Regions from separate parts of the Homo sapiens genome. Here all the other regions are linked to region 3. The links are chromatin contacts, found by Hi-C or POLR2A ChIA-PET in ENCODE. All regions are on one chromosome and are shown on one strand. Each heading gives the region's core, a stretch centred on a gene start or an enhancer-like site at or near the end of the contact. The rest is flanking DNA. Distances are from core to core; before and after follow the strand shown. Region 1 holds the start of RAPGEF6 (Rap guanine nucleotide exchange factor 6). Region 2 holds the start of PPP2CA-DT (PPP2CA divergent transcript). Region 3 holds the start of GDF9 (growth differentiation factor 9). Region 4 overlaps LOC105379182 (a long non-coding RNA gene). Region 5 holds the start of CDKL3 (cyclin dependent kinase like 3). Region 6 holds the start of SAR1B (secretion associated Ras related GTPase 1B).

What was found. Hi-C counts contacts between places; a loop is a spot of excess contacts on that map. ChIA-PET counts read pairs that join two places held with the same protein, here RNA polymerase II (POLR2A). Pooled maps may share reads with other maps.
Region 1: a loop to region 3 is called in a map of naive thymus-derived CD4-positive, alpha-beta T cell, with 17 times the contacts of the local background. The contact joins the promoter of RAPGEF6 here to the promoter of GDF9 in region 3. A Hi-C loop is called at or near these places in 1 of 168 maps with a recorded cell type or tissue (naive thymus-derived CD4-positive, alpha-beta T cell) and 12 of 50 pooled maps. POLR2A ChIA-PET finds 5 or more read pairs at or near these places in 1 of 52 experiments (activated naive CD4-positive, alpha-beta T cell).
Region 2: a map of CD4-positive, alpha-beta T cell shows a loop between it and region 3 (9-fold over the local background). The contact joins the promoter of PPP2CA-DT here to the promoter of GDF9 in region 3. A Hi-C loop is called at or near these places in 1 of 168 maps with a recorded cell type or tissue (CD4-positive, alpha-beta T cell) and 9 of 50 pooled maps. POLR2A ChIA-PET finds 5 or more read pairs at or near these places in 1 of 52 experiments (activated CD8-positive, alpha-beta memory T cell).
Region 4: a loop to region 3 is called in a pooled map, with 3 times the contacts of the local background. The contact joins the enhancer-like site here to the promoter of GDF9 in region 3. A Hi-C loop is called at or near these places in 1 of 37 single-sample maps with no recorded cell type and 5 of 50 pooled maps. POLR2A ChIA-PET finds 5 or more read pairs at or near these places in 2 of 52 experiments (OCI-LY7 and activated CD4-positive, alpha-beta T cell).
Region 5: a loop to region 3 is called in a map of CD8-positive, alpha-beta T cell, with 4 times the contacts of the local background. The contact joins the promoter of CDKL3 here to the promoter of GDF9 in region 3. A Hi-C loop is called at or near these places in 1 of 168 maps with a recorded cell type or tissue (CD8-positive, alpha-beta T cell) and 8 of 50 pooled maps. POLR2A ChIA-PET finds 5 or more read pairs at or near these places in 1 of 52 experiments (activated CD4-positive, alpha-beta T cell).
Region 6: a map of CD8-positive, alpha-beta T cell shows a loop between it and region 3 (7-fold over the local background). The contact joins the promoter of SAR1B here to the promoter of GDF9 in region 3. A Hi-C loop is called at or near these places in 2 of 168 maps with a recorded cell type or tissue (both CD8-positive, alpha-beta T cell) and 4 of 50 pooled maps. POLR2A ChIA-PET finds 5 or more read pairs at or near these places in 1 of 52 experiments (H1).

Annotation. Positions count from the first base shown.
Region 1 is chr5:131,633,881-131,636,580 of GRCh38, forward strand. RAPGEF6 (Rap guanine nucleotide exchange factor 6) reads right to left here and starts at 1,349. Exons shown (of 28, transcript NM_016340.6): 1 at 1,082-1,349. The coding sequence starts at 1,150. RefSeq lists enhancers at 539-1,121, 1,069-1,158, 1,251-2,450, 1,459-1,708, 1,719-1,918.
Region 2 is chr5:134,225,112-134,227,811 of GRCh38, forward strand. It overlaps PPP2CA-DT (PPP2CA divergent transcript), which reads left to right and starts at 1,299. Exons shown (of 1, transcript NR_186539.1): 1 at 1,299-2,700. It overlaps PPP2CA (protein phosphatase 2 catalytic subunit alpha), which reads right to left and starts at 962. Exons shown (of 7, transcript NM_002715.4): 1 at 649-962. The coding sequence starts at 750. It overlaps MIR3661 (microRNA 3661), which reads left to right and starts at 646; the gene lies at 646-741. RefSeq lists enhancers at 252-361, 701-1,220, 1,221-1,742, 1,742-1,901, 1,743-2,262.
Region 3 is chr5:132,865,039-132,867,738 of GRCh38, forward strand. It overlaps GDF9 (growth differentiation factor 9), which reads right to left and starts at 1,431. Exons shown (of 2, transcript NM_005260.7): 1 at 1-1,431. It overlaps UQCRQ (ubiquinol-cytochrome c reductase complex III subunit VII), which reads left to right and starts at 1,604. Exons shown (of 3, transcript NM_014402.5): 1 at 1,604-1,649; 2 at 1,831-1,997; 3 at 2,450-2,700. The coding sequence starts at 1,844. The coding sequence ends at 2,544. RefSeq lists enhancers at 883-2,082, 941-1,441, 1,442-1,942.
Region 4 is chr5:133,925,892-133,928,591 of GRCh38, forward strand. LOC105379182 (a long non-coding RNA gene) reads right to left here. Exons shown (of 5, transcript XR_948797.3): 5 at 1-2,118. Among named protein-coding and RNA genes, the nearest start is that of WSPAR, 14 kb to the left of the region's middle. Within about 2 kb of position 1,285, at least 6 of the 41 ENCODE cell types and tissues checked have a DNase peak (open chromatin) inside an H3K27ac peak, as active enhancers do; they include OCI-LY7, where a contact is called at or near this core.
Region 5 is chr5:134,365,894-134,368,593 of GRCh38, forward strand. CDKL3 (cyclin dependent kinase like 3) reads right to left here and starts at 1,278. Exons shown (of 13, transcript NM_001113575.2): 1 at 1,084-1,278; 2 at 466-651. The coding sequence starts at 630.
Region 6 is chr5:134,631,392-134,634,091 of GRCh38, forward strand. It overlaps SAR1B (secretion associated Ras related GTPase 1B), which reads right to left and starts at 1,437. Exons shown (of 7, transcript NM_016103.4): 1 at 1,337-1,437. RefSeq lists silencers at 1,149-1,258, 1,309-1,358 and an enhancer at 1,332-1,888.

The sequences.
Region 1 (2,700 bases), core at 99-2,598, 1.2 Mb before region 3:
CATAAGGAAACAAACACTCATCGAATTATAAATGTATATCTCAAAAAGAGAACTCTGGAAAGTGGTAGAATTTGTGTTGTTCCTATGCAAACATCAGGATCTTCAATAACATAATTTGACCTATCATGGCTTCCGTTGTGACCTGAATAATTGTCACGACCCAAAAGGTCAGCCCAACGTTACTGAGACTCAGTATGCAAAACACTACATATCTGAAAAACTCCAAAGTGAAGAATTAACCAAAGCATTTCATTTCATTTACTGCAACTTTAAACAAAACAATCCAATAATCCACTCACACTGTTTAGTGTTTTGTTTAGAAAATATGTCCCACTTGTTATAGAAACCTCCAAATCAAGGAAAACCTTCCCCAAAACCTTAGCATTCTACCGGGATAAGCAAAGCTAACAGGTTTTAGTTATATGCCTGAAAACTAGCCTTCATGAAGGTCGAATGAAAAATCTTTTAAGCTGATGCCATAACTGTTAACTCGACACAGCAAATTTTGGATCCAAGTACAAAATACTGTAAAATTTCCCAGTGACAGTCTGAAAAAGTACCTACAGTGGTGTTCTTTAAACATGCATCATCTACTACAGAATTCACCATTTGACTGGATGTAAACTTTTAAACTAACTTTGAAAACTTTATCTTTTTTTTAGGCAACTGTACAATATTTCAGAGACCTTTAAAGAAAAACTATTTCTAAATTACATGGCTGAGATACTTCCCTTACAATTTCCATCTCGTTTTTCATAGTCTACTTAAACGAATGGGCATCTAACTGCGAAACTCATATTACCCAACTCAGAAAATACGACTTAGTAATGGTGCTTTCTTAACGACACTCAGAAGCCCCCGGCAAGGACGGGTACGCGGGTTAAGACCGCATCACAGGCAGGAAGGGCGGTCGGCACCCTGCTGGCGACAAGGGCCTGGGTCAGGGAAGAGACTCAAGCGAACAGATTCCCAGTAGCAGGTGCGAGACTCTGGCAAGAGGGCAGTCGCCGCGGATTTCGGACAGACAGGAGGATGCTGTCTACTGGACTGTGAGACGCACATAAAGGTCAACCAGCCTCACCTCGGGAGTCCGCTCGGGTGGCTTCTTCCTCAACGCCTGCCTAGCGCCAGGGTCCACGGGTGAGTTCATGGCCACGGCCCGGGTACTCCGCAGCCTGCCCTTAGCAGCCCACGCCACAGTTCATTCACACTAGGTAGCGGGTGCGGTACCTTTCCCCCGCCCCAAGGAGGGAACTTCGCGCCGTAACAAGGTCCGAACTCTAGCAAACAACCCTTCGCAACGCCCGCCTAAGGCCTCTACCCACGCGCGACTGGCCGGAGACAAGTCTGCGCGGGGGCGGGGGAGAGTAAGTGCGCATGCGCAGCACGCACGCGCACGCTAAGAAACGCCCAAGGGAGTAACTCCACTGTGACGTTAAAATTGGGGCGGTGCGAGTAAGTCGTTTCCTGCTGTCGTCGTGAGATTTAAAGACACCTCGCGAGACCTCACCTAAATCAGTCACGGGGTCTGCCTTGGCGTTGTGGTTCCGTCTTCTCCATCCGTTGGAGACACCGGAAACGCGCTGAGGACCTGAGCAAAAATAGCATTTTGGGGCAGAACCGTGGGGAGGCGTTCTGACTGGAGAGAACTGTTGTGCCCAAATCCGGAAGCCCAGGGTGTGGCCAAGTCCGGCTTTGCGCTCTCCTCTGCAACTTCTACTGCCGACTTTGAATATGCGGAAGTAGAAGCCGCCATTCGGCAAAGAAGGAATTCCACGCACACCTCATATCTCTTTAAATAAAACGAGATCTCTTGTGAAAGCTGCCGACAGAGAAGTGCTTGATCTATTCGAAACGGACGTCCTGAGACCAGGGCAGAGAAAGCAAACATTCACGGCCAGGATAGGCAGCCGGTGCCGCGGCCAGCTCACGATTACCTTTGAGTCAAAAAACTAGATTTAGACTGCGTTCTTGTAACTAAATGCCCGGGGCAGCCCTCCCTCAGGCAACTGCGTTTAGGGTTGGGACTCGAGTGGCAACTTTTGCAATACTTTTTACATTCTAGTCTGCTTCCCAACAGACCGAATAAAGCCAGTTTTGTTTCACTGCTCCCTTGGTAAGAAAAACAGACCACCCTTAGGAGCAGCCAGAGAGCTGCTGAGGCCGTTTCAACAATAAGCTCACTGACAATTCCAGAATCCATCGTTCTAGGATACTCCTTACCCTTTCTCATAAGTTCATAGGTAACTAACTTTGGCGACACCACCTTTCCACTGAATTTTAAGCTCCTTGATGGCTGTAACTACATCTAGGTACACCTTGGTATTTCTCACAGCAGTTAGCATAGTTCACTAAATAACAAGGTGATTTATGATTATGACATGCTTTCCAATTAATGACTGCTTCACAGTAATTTTAATGACGTAATAAGAGTTAAAATTATATTTGAAAACAATGAGAGTTCAGGCTACAACACCGTTTCTGGGACCGGCAATGACTTAAGGACTGTTTTCTGTTGGTCCTGGGGCTTGCCCAAACTGGGAGTTTACAACATACTATTAGCATTTCTCTTTTTCAGGTATAGATCAAAAACTTTACCAGCGAAGTGTGGCATAGCCATTGTAGAAATAAAGTAATTGTGGAAAAAATCACAGGATGTTGCAGACGATCCGTTTTCCTCATTTTTTGTACAAATATAAC
Region 2 (2,700 bases), core at 49-2,548, 1.4 Mb after region 3:
AAAAATAAGTTACACTCCTCCCTTATAGCTACCACCATGACCTTCGTAAAAATTAGGTTAAGAGAATAATTTAAAAATTCTTAAAGACACCCCTTACCTTGATTTCTGGAGAAGATCGCTTGGTGAGTTTAATACAAACCACCAAGGGGTACTAAAGCTGTGTGACCTTTAGGTATGTTCTGGGATACGGCCTAACAAGACTGCCTTTGGGGGATCCTCTGGGCAGCTCTGGACCTAACTAGGCCTGGGTACCAGCGGCAAGACTCTTACTCAGCCCACCGGAGAGGCCCAGGCTCCATTCCCAAGCCGCAGAATCCAAGCCAGCTCACCCTCAAAACCGTCCCTGACGATGACCCACAGGGTCTCCGCTCCCCCTGCCACCTCGTCTGGCGCCAAGGCCGGCTGACTCAAAAGCCCAGGAGTCGAGTGAACGGCGCCATTTTAGGCGGCGGCGGCAACCAATCCCTGCGCGGGAGGCAGGGGGCGCCGGGTCGTTAGGAAGCCGCCGCCGGCCAGGATGGGCGCCGGTCTCGGAGACTCGGGGGGCCCGGACCGGCGGCCTCCGCCATGTTGCACCCTCCTCACGGCCGCCTTTTCCTCGGCGGGCTCGGCCCCGCGGCGGCTGTCCGCAGCCGTACTACAGCTCACCTTCTCGCAGAGGCTCTTGACCTGGGACTCGGACAGCTGCTTGCACTCGTTCAGCTGCTCGATCCACTGGTCCAGCTCCTTGGTGAACACCTTCTCGTCCATGATGCCACCCGCCCCAGCCGGCTGCCGCTCCGCGCTGCTCCCGCGCCGCCGCCCGCACACGGGCCTACACGCACACGCCGCCGCCGGTTCCTCGTGTACTTCTGGCGGCTGTTGAGGCTGGCGCTGGCCCGCTGGCTCTCACCGCAGTACTCGGCCGTCGGCCGCTGCGCCTCCTCCTCCGCTCGCTGAGGCTCCAGAGCTCGGCTCTCTGTAATGGCGGCCGCCGGGCGTGGTGACGTCACGCCCGGCGTCAGGAGGCGGCGGGGAGCGGAGGGGAAAAGGGCCGGGGAGCAAGCTGCGCAACTGCAGAGCCCTCCCCGGGCGGCCGCACGACCGGAGTTGGGGCGCAAACTGGGGGTCAAAGCGCAGGCGCGACGTAGCCGGCTGGTAACTGAAGCGCCTTGACTTTTTGGGCGTGGCTCCCGGAGGGCGGGGTGGTGGGGGAAGGGAAGGATGGAGCTGGAGCATGCGCAGTGCGCACAGCGGCGAACCGGACTAATCCCTGAGCACTATTCCAGGAGAGGCGAGGGCTTGGGCCGCGCGCAGGCGCAGACCGGATGGAAGCCGGGGCCACTGGCAGCCTGTAACTGGTTCCCCTGGGAAGGCCGCTCTGGTGATGAACTCAGCTCCTCACCTGGGGCCTGGCAGTCCGATCACGGAAACGAGAATTGCGACCCCGTGGCTCATCTGGGGTGCTGCGGCTCTGTAATCGTGTGGGTTTCCGTCATCTTTGGGGGCAGGAACGGGCAGCGAGTGGCCGCTTGGATTAACCACCCCCACCTCTGGGCGCGGCTGGCACCTTGTAATTAGGTCACTCGTAGGTGGAGGAGCGTGTACCTACCGGGGGAGTGCTGCGCAGTGCACCTGACTTCCGCGGCACACACCCGTCCCCGGACCTAGGTGTCTCGTCGGGCGCGATGGCGGGGGCGAGGCTTGGGCTTTTCTTTGGGCCTCGGACCGCGGCTCGCTTCCACGCGCCCCGCTCCTCGCCGGTGGTTGCTTTCCTCCAAGTTTAATTCTCTCTGGGAATGAGAGACCCTCAACCCCTGCGCGCCCTGGCCTACTTTCAAGAGGGGAAGCCCAGAGAAGATGGATGCACCTGTCCTGACCGCGTCTCGGTGGCGTGAGAAGCAGCTGTGATACGTGCTTAAAAGAGAGAGCTCGTATACCCTAGGATTGGACCTCTGTCTGGTTATGAATCGCTTTGGAGTTTGCGAAACGTTTTCACATTCCATTGTCCCTGCTTTTACATAAATATCTGGTTCCATAGAGCGCCAGCTATATGCCAGATCCGGAGGGGTCATCCAGACGGACCAGGGACCATGCCCTGGAGCTTGTATTCTCCCAACAGTACTGGCTGAAGATGGTTTGGGATAGGCAGAAGAGAGATCATAATGCCCCCAGGATTTGAAAGATATAGAAGCTTTCCAAAGAACATTTAACCATAAAGGGCAAGGCAAGAGCTGAACCTGATCGCCTGTCTTCCAGGAACCCCACCCTCAGTATCAGGCAACCCTTCCACACCCAAGTGCTCAGCGATGCTTGGGAGGAGACTGCTCACTCTGCGGCTCTGAGGGCATCATCCCCACCAACAGGCTGAAGAAGGCACTGGAGGCCCCATCAGCCAATAGCAGGACTGAAAATCCTCCTTTATCCAAGACAACGTGTTTGGCAAGGCCGACTGGCTTGGCCTCCCTAGGCTGGAAATTGCAATTCTGCTTTCCCTTCACACCTCCCATTAGTGTGCACAAAAGAAAGTACCTTAAATCTACTCTTCTAGAAGTCTTATCACATACTTAATTTACCAGACTGGGAAAAAGACCCTTTAGCCCAAATTCTGTCCCTGTTTTGCAGTTAACATCCCCAAACAATAGAAGGGTAAGAGTTAAGACCAAGTGGAATGAATAAGGAAAAAATCATCACTTAGTGCCCGTGATTATAAAGCCATAC
Region 3 (2,700 bases), core at 181-2,680:
CACGGCCTTTTCCACTTCCAGGTGTTTACAATTGTAATTATTCGCTGCATGTTAATTTGCGAATTTACAAATTTGGGTGAGAAAGTCACAATTGGCATAGAAGTTCCAGAAAGCAGAAAACCATTAGGTCTCTCAGTCCTCCCAGGTGGCTGGGTACAGAATACGTACTTGGAGTACTGGAATTGTATTTGCGATGTTCTTAAAAGAGGACACCGCCTTTAACCTTGACTTATTTTTAAATGTAACATACTGATGTCCTTACTTTGGTCTGCACACTCATCTATACATATTTTGGTTGAAAGGTTTTGGGATGTTTGCAGATGCTATAAAATAAATGAACGTTTTATTATTATTCATCCAAATGGTGGTAGAATTTGCCACAATATTTCTGTCCTTACCTGTATTTCTGTTCTTGCCTTGGAGCTGAGACCAGGCTAGACATTATGGTTTAAAAAAATGAGGCAAAGGAGCACCATGAAAAGCTGAAATGAGGGGATATTCAGCGCCACCCCGAAGGAGACTATGCTGGAAGAGTCAGCCTACACTCATAGTGCAAGATACGAAGCCAGTTTGTGCAGTACCTACATGAGAAAACTAAGGTATGTCTGCAAAATACAAGTTGACTGCCTGCCGAGCCTCCGTGGTCCGTAAGTAGTGTTATAAAACACAGCCAACTGTTGAATGAGAGCTTAGTCCTAGATAAAATATGGCCAGCAATTCCATTAACAAAACACTGACAAGACACCTCAGGGCGAGCTGTACATTGACAACAGCATCGTCAAGCAGAATGCACTTCAGGGAAAACATAATAAGGCCTCTCACCCGACTTTCCTTGCTTCTCACGTGGGGAGAAGAAAGAACTGGGGCATCGTGATTCCCCCCACCCCACGCAAACCATCTGGGGAGGACGCTGGCTGCTGTCGAGGCGGCCTCAGCATTCATCAATTGACGATTATTTGATTATTTTTGTGGCTGAAACTGACGAAACGTTTGTATTATCTCTTGGGAACGTTAACAGCCTGCCAGGGGACTCTAAAACAGAGTCCAAGAGAAGCCTTCGATGTGTGTCCCTGATTTTGGTGCTGGGGTCGCTCATGGCCTGAAAATAACGAAGCCCCCTTTGAGCTACTGGCCAAGGCCAAATGAAACCTCGTGCTCCTCTGCTGTGGGGCGGCCCGGCCTCGGGGCTCAGAGGCGCTCTGTCTACAGCTGGGAAGACTCGCAGGCCCCAAGCTCCTGGCCAGCGCTGCCCCGGAGGTCGGCAGGCCCCTTCCTCGTCACCTTTTTGTTCCCTCCCCCGCCTCCCGCATTCGGCCGCTTCCTGACTGGGATTCCACAGAAAAGCCGAGGGCTGAGGAGAAGTGTGAGCGCCTCCGCCTGTCCACTGTCCCCCAAAGTCAGTTCAATCCCCGACGTCCTCCGCTAGGCTCCACCCCACCGGCCCGGGCAGGGCCTCCAAGGCACCTCCCACCTACGGGTCACCCAGTCAGCCCACTTCTTTCTGGGACAAAGGCGTCATCCCTTAGAGACAGTAGGAAAATGGTATCTCCCGGAAGTTACCTCACGACCTCCAAGAGCGGCTTCCAACCTTGCCGGAAATGACGAACGAGTCAACCGGATCGGTGACTGTGGAGGGCGAGCTGAGCCCTGTGCGTGAGTGGGGTCTGGTTGTGCAGTGTTCGTGGACCCTGGGAGGCTAGGGGCGCCCCGCTGGGCTGGGAAAGGATAAGGAGTGCAGGGGCAGGAGTCTGGGGTTGGGGATGGACCCCCGCGGGGACTGCGGCGCTTCGCGAAAGCGAGCCAAGCGCCTGTCCACCCTCGGTCCTGCAGGGCCGCCGCCACAATGGGCCGCGAGTTTGGGAATCTGACGCGGATGCGGCATGTGATCAGCTACAGCTTGTCACCGTTCGAGCAGCGCGCCTATCCGCACGTCTTCACTAAAGGAATCCCCAATGTTCTGCGCCGCATTCGGGAGTCTTTCTTTCGCGTGGTGCCGCGTGAGTGCCTTGGGCCCGCGGGAGCGGGAGGCTGGACCCCAGCAGCAGCAGCAGTCACTGCGCCTCCCCTCTGAGCGCTGGCGGCCGGGCAGGCGCTCTGTAACTTGCCGTACACACCTTTCTCATTGAATATTCCTGACCGCCCTTAAGCTGGTCATATTATCCTCCCCATCTTACACGGGGAAAACTGAGCTACAGAACTGAAATGACTGGCCCAAGGTCACTCGGGTGATTCCAGCATGTTCCTCTGAGGTCACCTTTATTTAGTTCTTACCAGTGGTGAAATGCTTTGTGTTAAACGTGCAGCAGATAGTGATGATAGTTGCATGGCCTTGGATATGCTAAGAACTACTGAAGTGTATGCTTTAAAGAAGACAAGAGGACTGAGACCTTTTTTTTTCTTCTATATGTCTTATATGTGTGCTCTCTGTTTACTCTCTTAATTTTTAAAGAGTTTGTAGTGTTTTATCTTATCTACACATGGGGGACTGAAGAGTTCGAGAGATCCAAGAGGAAGAATCCAGCTGCCTATGAAAATGACAAATGAGCAACGCATCCGGATGACGGTTCCCTGTCTCTGAAAGACCTTTCTCTGGAAGAGGAGTCTGCATTGTAGTGTCTCAAAGACACAATAAACTTCCTATGGTCTGCACTGTTGTGATATTACATTTTTGTGAGTAGAATCCTGTGTGACCACTAATAT
Region 4 (2,700 bases), core at 35-2,534, 1.1 Mb after region 3:
CCCCTCCCCAGCCTGGCCTTCCTTGGAATTCTCCGACCCTGACCCACTGGTACTGAGCAAGGGGTTTGGAATTTGGAGCTGCAGGACCAGACTGTGTGACCTGGAGCCGATGAACCTCCGCTTCCTGCAAGCTGAACTCTCACATTGTCTTAGTCAGCTCAGGCTGCTGTAAAAAAACACCACAGCCTGGGGGCTTAAACAACAGACGCTTGTTTCTCCCAGCTGTGGAGGCTGGGACTCCGAGGAGGCTGCCAGCATGGCCAAGTTCTGAGGAGGCCCTCTTCCTGGTTTGCAGGCTGCTGCCTTCTTGCTGGGTCCTCACATGGCGGAGAGAGGAAGCTCTGGTGTCTCTTCCTCTCCTTACAAGGGCGCTAATCCCATCAGGAGGGCCCCACTCACATGCCCTCCCCTCAACCCTCATCACCTCCCACAGGCTCCACTTCCTAATGCCTTGGCATTGGCGGTTAGCCTCTAACAGATGACTCTGGTGAGGACACAGGCATTTACTCGGTAACTCCCGTCCTGAAGAAAAACTCTGAAGGGAGGTGAAAGTGCTCTGTAAACGCTGAGTCCACGCTCCTGTAGGGTGTATCTGGATGGAAAAAGGTGCACTCGTGCCTAACTCCTCTCTTGATGTGCCGCACATGGCTCCTCTGTGCCTCCGTTACAGTCTGTGGCCCCAGGCCTCCCCACCACTGTTCCTGGCACAGCAGGGTCCCACCCTCTGGCCAAGCGCTCCACAGCACAGCCCGCAGCCCGGCGAGGGACAGCCCCACTCTGGACATAGGCTAAGAGATGGAGAGACGTTGCTGCAGTGTTGAAGCAGATGCTCCTGTGGCCCAGGAAGGCTCACCCGGGTCATAAATCCCAGCCCAATGGTGTCCCCTACCCTCAGAGGCTAGAGAAGTCCTGCCTGAGGAGCCTCGGAGCCACGTGGGTGGGTGCTGGCTGGGCAGATTGTCCCCCAGTGCCTGCTCACAAGGCAGCCTGAGCAGATGAGCCCTTACAAACACTGATTCCATTTCCATACAAATGTCTGTGGTTGTAGCAAATACACGATGGGGAGACAGCAATGTGACATAACAGCCAAGTCAGTTCTGTAGAAGATGCTTCCTGGTGTTTGGGGGGCTTCAGAGAGCTGTGTTAGCCACCTGTCAGGAATAGTGAGGGAACCAGATGGAGCTCTTTGGAGAGGCATCAAACAAGTTTGAGATAAATCTGCCTGGAAGGGGTAATGTAATCAGGCTCAGGGAGCTGCGGGTCGGGGTAGGCAGCGCTGTTCAGGAGAAGCAAATAATTAACCACAGACTGTTCCACTCAGCTCCAGGAGGGCAGCTGCCAGCTATGGGAGTTGGCTCCTTCCCCCAGAACGCCCATCCTGCTAGCGACACCCCAGGCACCCACCCCTCTAGAGCCCAGCCATCCTTCCCAAGAGGACCAGCCAGCACAAGAGCCCAGGAGGGTTTTGTTGCCAGGCCTGAGTCTTTAGCAGTGAGGTTTCAGCCCTAGGCCCTTCTCCCCTCCATGCCATCGTCTGAAAATGGTGAATGAGGGTCTTCCTTGTAAGGAAGATACCAAGGAATTGGATGGCATCCAAATTTCCCACTGCAGGATGTTTACTACTAGAAAGGAAAGAAGGAGGGAGAAAGGGAGGGAAGGGGGCGGCCTCCTAAAGTTCAAAACCAGAGGAAAACACAGGACTCGATGAAGTTAAATGGGCCCCCTTCCTGTAGGACTTAGAGATCCTGATAGATGTGTGTGGATCTATCAGGATCCTGATAGATCCTTCCCCTACATCCTCTGTGGGAGGAACAAAAGTTTGCAGATTTTTCACAAAGGATCTTGAGGACCTAGAGTCTTAGGATACATTTTGGAAAATGCTGGATCAGCCGGTTTTCTTTTTCAATGCCATGATTCAAATATAAATTAATAAATACCACTTTTACAGTCCACACTGATCCAGGGCATGGGACATGGACTCCAGGCAGGACAGCAGGGTTCCTGGCCCAGTGCTGTGTCACTATGAGCAAGTTATTTCACTCCACGCAGGCTCCGTTTCCCATCAGTGACACGGTGATCATAACGCCGACTCCAGCACTTTATACCTGTAAAGGTATTCTGGAGAAATTACAGGCACAGGCACTGTGAATATGTGGTTTGGATTCTTCTTCACTTTCAAGGAAAAAAGTGTGTGCCCTCCCTCTCTGTCTCCTTCCACGTGGATTTGAGATTACAGTCAGCACGTGTCTCCGCAAAGCAGCAATCTTTTTCAGATTAATTGATTCGATAAATATTTTCTGAGCACCCACTATGCGCCAAGCACATTCTACGCACTGAGGACACAGCAGTGAACAAAAGGAACAAAATCCCTGTCCTCCTGGGGCTGTGAGCAGACATAATAAACAACCATTTGCATAAAAAATGGACATCGGGGGCCAGGCGTGGTGGCTCATGCTTGTAATCCCAGCACCTTGAGAGGCCGAGGTGGGTGGATCACCTGAGGTCAGGAGTTCAAGACCAGCCTGTCCAACATAGTGAAACCTCATCTCTACTAAAAATACAAAAAATTAGCTGGGCATGGTGGCACGTGCCTGTAATCCCAGCGACTCGGGAGGCTGAGGTGGGAAAAGCTTGAACCCAGGAGGCAGAGTTGCAGTGAGCTGAGATCATGCCACTGCACTCCAGCCTGGGTGACAGAGT
Region 5 (2,700 bases), core at 28-2,527, 1.5 Mb after region 3:
CCAAATTCATGTCCCATTTCCTCAAAAAAACTTTCCCTACCAGGGAAAGGACTTTGTGTTGATTCCTTGGCATTTATTATGAGCCACTTTTTATTCAGTATGATTTTCATATACTCTCCTTTCTGATTAAATTATAGAAGTCTTTAAGGGCAGGAACTATCTTTTACCTCCTTATAGTCTCAGTACCTAGCACCATGCCTTGCACATAGCAGAAATTTTTATTAAGTATTATACTTGAATATTTCTGAATAATTATTAAACAATATTGGTGTAGCTTTTGTTACATACCCCAAAACACATATATCTTGTATCACTATAAAATTACAAAATGTAGATAAGATAGAGTATTACACTTGTTTCTCCATAATATGAATCAGTACGTGTGAACTAAAATATTTTATGCAATTTTTTATTCCATAACAATTTTTTCTTTTGACTTAGATGATTAAGGCAAAAGAAGCAAACCTTTAGAAACTTTATTTCTCTCATCGCAATTTTGTTGACAGATTGTTCTGGTCTCTCATAAAATATCTTAATGGCCACTATCTGCCCAGTATTCTTATGTTTACATTTCATGACTGTTCCGTAACTTCCCTCTCCCACTTTTCCAAGGGTTTCATACATCTCCATTTTCAAGCTGGGCTTTTACTACTTTATAGAAATAAAGAAAGAAAATGGAAAATGTTAAACGTTTATACTTTTATTTATTAAAACTAGATAATGCATATCCACAATAAACCCACAGTCTCAAATATAGAGACATTAAAAAAAAAAAAGGAATCTTTTCCACTGAGCCTTTTTGTCTTTGGGAACTAAAGACAGCTTGAGTAAGGTGTCCTTCTGAGGCTCCACCTCTCACCAGAACTTAGGGGTACTCCTGCTGTCTCGGTCATGCCCATCAACACTGAGACTACCACACTATAAGTCACCATCCATCAAGCATGGGGTCCCTACACTTCCTGTCATGTTCCTGTCAAATAATAGGTTCCCGCACTACTGCAGTCGCCCACTTATCAGGCCCAAGGTCCTAAAAAAAGCCTGGTCTCGCCCGCAACTCAAACCACACGTCTTAGGATGCCGGACCGGCGTCACGCCCCACGTCCCGCTGTTGACTTTATCCAAACAGCCGCCGCCGCCTCAGCCCATTCTGTGGTCCCGCTGGTCTGGCTCTGCGTAGTTCCAGTGGAGCCACCGAACACTGATACTACTTTGTTGCTCAGCCCCGCAAGGAACCGGCCACTTGCCACCATGGAAACGCCGGCGGAGTTGCTGCGTTCTAGACTCGTGCGCAAGACCGGAACATGGGCAGGGTCCCGACCCGGAAGGGGAAGTGGGAAGAAACGGAAACCTACTCTGGGTAGGCGCAAGGTGGAAGAGTGCTGTGCTTGGGAATGGGGGAGGGGAGTACAGATTGCTGTCGCAGCTGAGCCTCCTCACAAGGTTGCTTTTGAATGTGGATAGGAAGGATCTGCATCTTTTTTTTTTTTTTTTTTTTTTTTGAGATAGTCTAGCTCTGTCGCCCAGGCTGGACTGCAGTGTCGCTGATCTTGGCTCACTGCAACCTCCTCCTTCCAGGTTTAAGTGATTTTCCTGCCTCAGCCTCCCGAGTAGCTGGGATTACAGGCGTGTGCCACCACGCCCGGATAATTTTGTATTTTTAGTAGAGACGGGGTTTCTACCATGTTGGCCAGGCTGGTCTCGAACTCCCAACATCAGGTGATCCGCCTGCCTCGGCCTCCCAAAGTGCTGGGATTACAGGCGTAAGCCACCGCCCCCGGTCAAGATGGTTCTTAAATCAAAAACTTTTCTTGAACACTTGCCATATGCCTTTTAATTTTTTCCAACTGCTAGTAATCTTTTTTAAAGAAAAAAAACCTCCCTCACCACATGTCAAACTCTAGGAAAGCAAGTAATTCGAAGAGTTCCACCATATACGAAATGATGTACAAGAGCACGGAAATAAAGAGGCCAGTGTCTAACTGCTTAAGTAGACATAGAGTTCAACTGGAATGACAGTCCCTAATGAATAACCACCATATCACTAGACCAAGTGCCTAGGGAGTGCTTTCTTTATTGAATAGGGCTTTCTTTGCTTTCTTCTATAAAATGAGTTAAATGTAAAAAAGCGAAATCTCGCTATGCTTCCGCTAAATAAGAGGAAAGGCATTATTTAATAAATCTAGTCTGGTGGGTCCCACCCAGCATGCATATTTAAATCACACCTGGAGAGCTTTTAGAAAGCATCCCAACCCCCACCTCCACACCCCTGCCCCAATGCCAGAGCACCTGATTTAATTGGGATAGCGTAAATAAATTAGTATTTTTGAAGCTTCTCAAGTTTTTTCTATGCTGCTAGGGTTTATATTGAGAGAAAGGAGAAGTGGTCATCGTTTTCATTGATCACCTAAAATATTCAGAATTGTCTTTTCTTTGAAGGTTATTCAGACGGGCGCAGTGGCTAACGCCTGTAATCCCAGCACTTTGGGAGGCCCAGGCGGGCGGATCACGAGGTCAGGAGATCGAGACCATCCTGGCTAACACGGTGAAACCCCATTTCTACTAAAAAATAGAAAAAATTAGCTGGGCGTGGTGGCGGGCGCCTGTAGTCCCAGCTACTCGGGAGGCGGAGGCAGGAGAATGGCGTGAATCCGGGAGGCGGAGCTTGCAGTGAGCGGAGATCGCACCACTACATTCCAGCCT
Region 6 (2,700 bases), core at 187-2,686, 1.8 Mb after region 3:
TCATGTTGCTTTGCTATACTGGCACCACCATTTATTTGTCATCTGTAAAATGACAGCTAGTGCCTTACTCATAGTAGTCAATAAATGTTCCTTTTCTTTCCTTCTTTCATTGTTTCAATGTGACCTACTCTTCACTGATACTTTAACACGGAATATAGGACGTCTTCAAAGACACTTAGTAATATAGAGGCTGATGTAAGAACACACAAATAAATAATACTATGTTTAATTTTTCAAGTTAAAAGGACTTCTTCACCTCATTTTGTCCACTGTACCAAACACCTTAAATTGCTGACGAATTTGGTTCTTTCAGCTAACAATGTCAAAGTTTTAGCTGTTTTAAAACAAATCTTCTTGGAAAAGCTTCAACACCTTAAAAATCAGTACAGTGGCCCACTGAGGTGGCTCATGCCTTTAATCCCAGCACTTTGGGAGGCCGAGGCGAGCAGATCACCTGAGGTCAGGAGTTGGAGACCAGACTGGCCAACATAGAGAAATCCCATCTCTACTAAAAATAGAAAAGTTAGACCGGATGCGGTGGCTCACGCCTATAATCCCAGCACTTTGGGAGGCCGAGGCAGGCGGATCACGAGGTCAGGAGATAAGAGACCATCCTGGCTAACACGGTGAAACCCCATCTCTACTAAAAAATACAAAAAAATTAGCGGTGCGTGGTGGCGGGCACCTGTAGTCCCAGCTACTCGGGAGGCTGAGGCAGGAGAATGGCGTGAACCCGGGAGGCGGAGCTTGCAGTAAGCCGAGATCGTGCCACTTCACTCCAGCCTGGGCGACAAGAGGGAAACTCTGTCTCAAAACAACAACAAAAATTTAAAAAATTAAAACAAAAATCAGTACAGTTTTCTCAACAGTGTATCTTTTTTCCACTTAACTGGGACTTTGGGCTACGGAAAACGTTAACCAGTACTAGTAAGGAAGCTCAATTTGCCTCTACACTAATTGGGAGCGCTGAAAACACCAGGCCGTGTCACAGCCTCTTCAGCTGTCAGTGAGACCCGCCACCTTCACCTTACCAGGTAAGGAAACTGAGGCCCAGGGGAAGGAAGGGGCTTGCCTGCAGCCACCTCGTTCTTTCCTGAAAAGACCAAGCGTCTGACAGCAGCAGTGTTCTGCCTCGAGGGCTATCAGACGGCCCCGCGGAGCATGGATGAGACCTGTCCTCCCTCGCGCCGCCTAACCCCGGGGTGAAAAACAGGCGCCCCTTCACGCAGTGCCACAGGCAGGGACTCAGAGTAGGTCTTGGCCCTAAAAGTGCGCCTTCTAGGGGATCCATAGCTGCTGCCCACCGGTCCTCCCAGAAGGAGGGGCTGTCACTCACCTGCGACTGGAGGGAACGCAATCCCCTACTTGGCGTTGGCCGTACACCAGGAGACCGAACTGCAAAGCGCGATGGCTGCCGTGGCCCCAGTTCGCATCAGCCCCTTCCGGGCCGGCGGGTGCCTCACTAGCGACAGTCCGCAGGACCGCGTCGCCGAGCGCCCTAGGTTCCGCCTCCTGGCAGTCTTGCCGCCAATTCCCCAGTTGAGCGAGGCTGCTCGCAACCCCTAACACCGCCTGGGTCTCCCAGCCGCCTGGTCTCCCCACACCCGCCCGCCCGAAGGGATTTTAGGGGCCTGCGTGCCGAGAAAGGAACACCCCATGCCTCCCTAGGGGAAATTACTTTTGGCATTTTTTTTTTTTGAGACGTTGTCTCGCTCTGTCTCCCAGGCTGGGGTGCAGTGGCACGATCTCGGCTCACTGCAGCCTCCACCCCCTGGATTCAAGAGATTCTCCTACCTCAGCCTCCCCAGTAGCGGGGACTACAGGCACCCGCCACCACTGTCCGGCTAATTTTTTTTTTTTTTGAAACGGAGCCTCGATTTTGTCGCCCAGGCTGGAGTGCAATGGCGCGATCTCAGCTCACTGTAACCTCCGCCTCCCGGGTTCAAGCGATTCTTCTACCTCAGCCTCCTGAGTAGCTGGGAGCACAGGCGCGCACCACCATGCCCGGCTAATTTTTGTATTTTTAGTAGAGACGGGGTTTCACCATGTTGGCCAGGCTGGTCTCGAACTCTTGACCTAAAGTGAACCGCCCGCCTCGGCCTCCCAAAGTGCTAGGATTACAGGCGTGAGCCACTGCGCCCGGCTAATTTTTGTATTTTTAGTAGAGACCGGGTTTCATCATGTTGGCCAGGCTGGTCTCAAACTCCCTAGCATAAGTGATCCACCTGCCTCAGCCTCCCAAAGTGCTGGGATCACCACCGCGCCCTGCCTAAAATACATTTTCAAAGTACACGTGCTTATTGAATTCATTTTTTTTTCTTTTTTTGTTATTTGTGCTTATTGAATTCACCAGTGATTTACACAATGTAGCTACGTACCAGATAATGTGTTGGATGCTGGTTATTCAGCTTTTATTCAGCTGGTTATTCAGTTGTTTTATAGACGGTCTTGGCCAGGCGCGGTGGTTCACACCTGTAATCTCAGCACTTTGGGAGGTCAAGGTGGGTGAATCACCTGAGGTTAGAGTTCAAGACCAGCCTGGCCAACATGGTGAAACCCCATCTCTACAAAAATACGAAAATTACCCAGGCATGATGGCAGGTGCCTGTAACGCCAGCTACTCGGTAGGCCGAGGCAGGAGAATTGCTTGAACCCGGGAGGTGGAGGTTGCAGTGAGCCGAGATTGCACCATTGCACTCT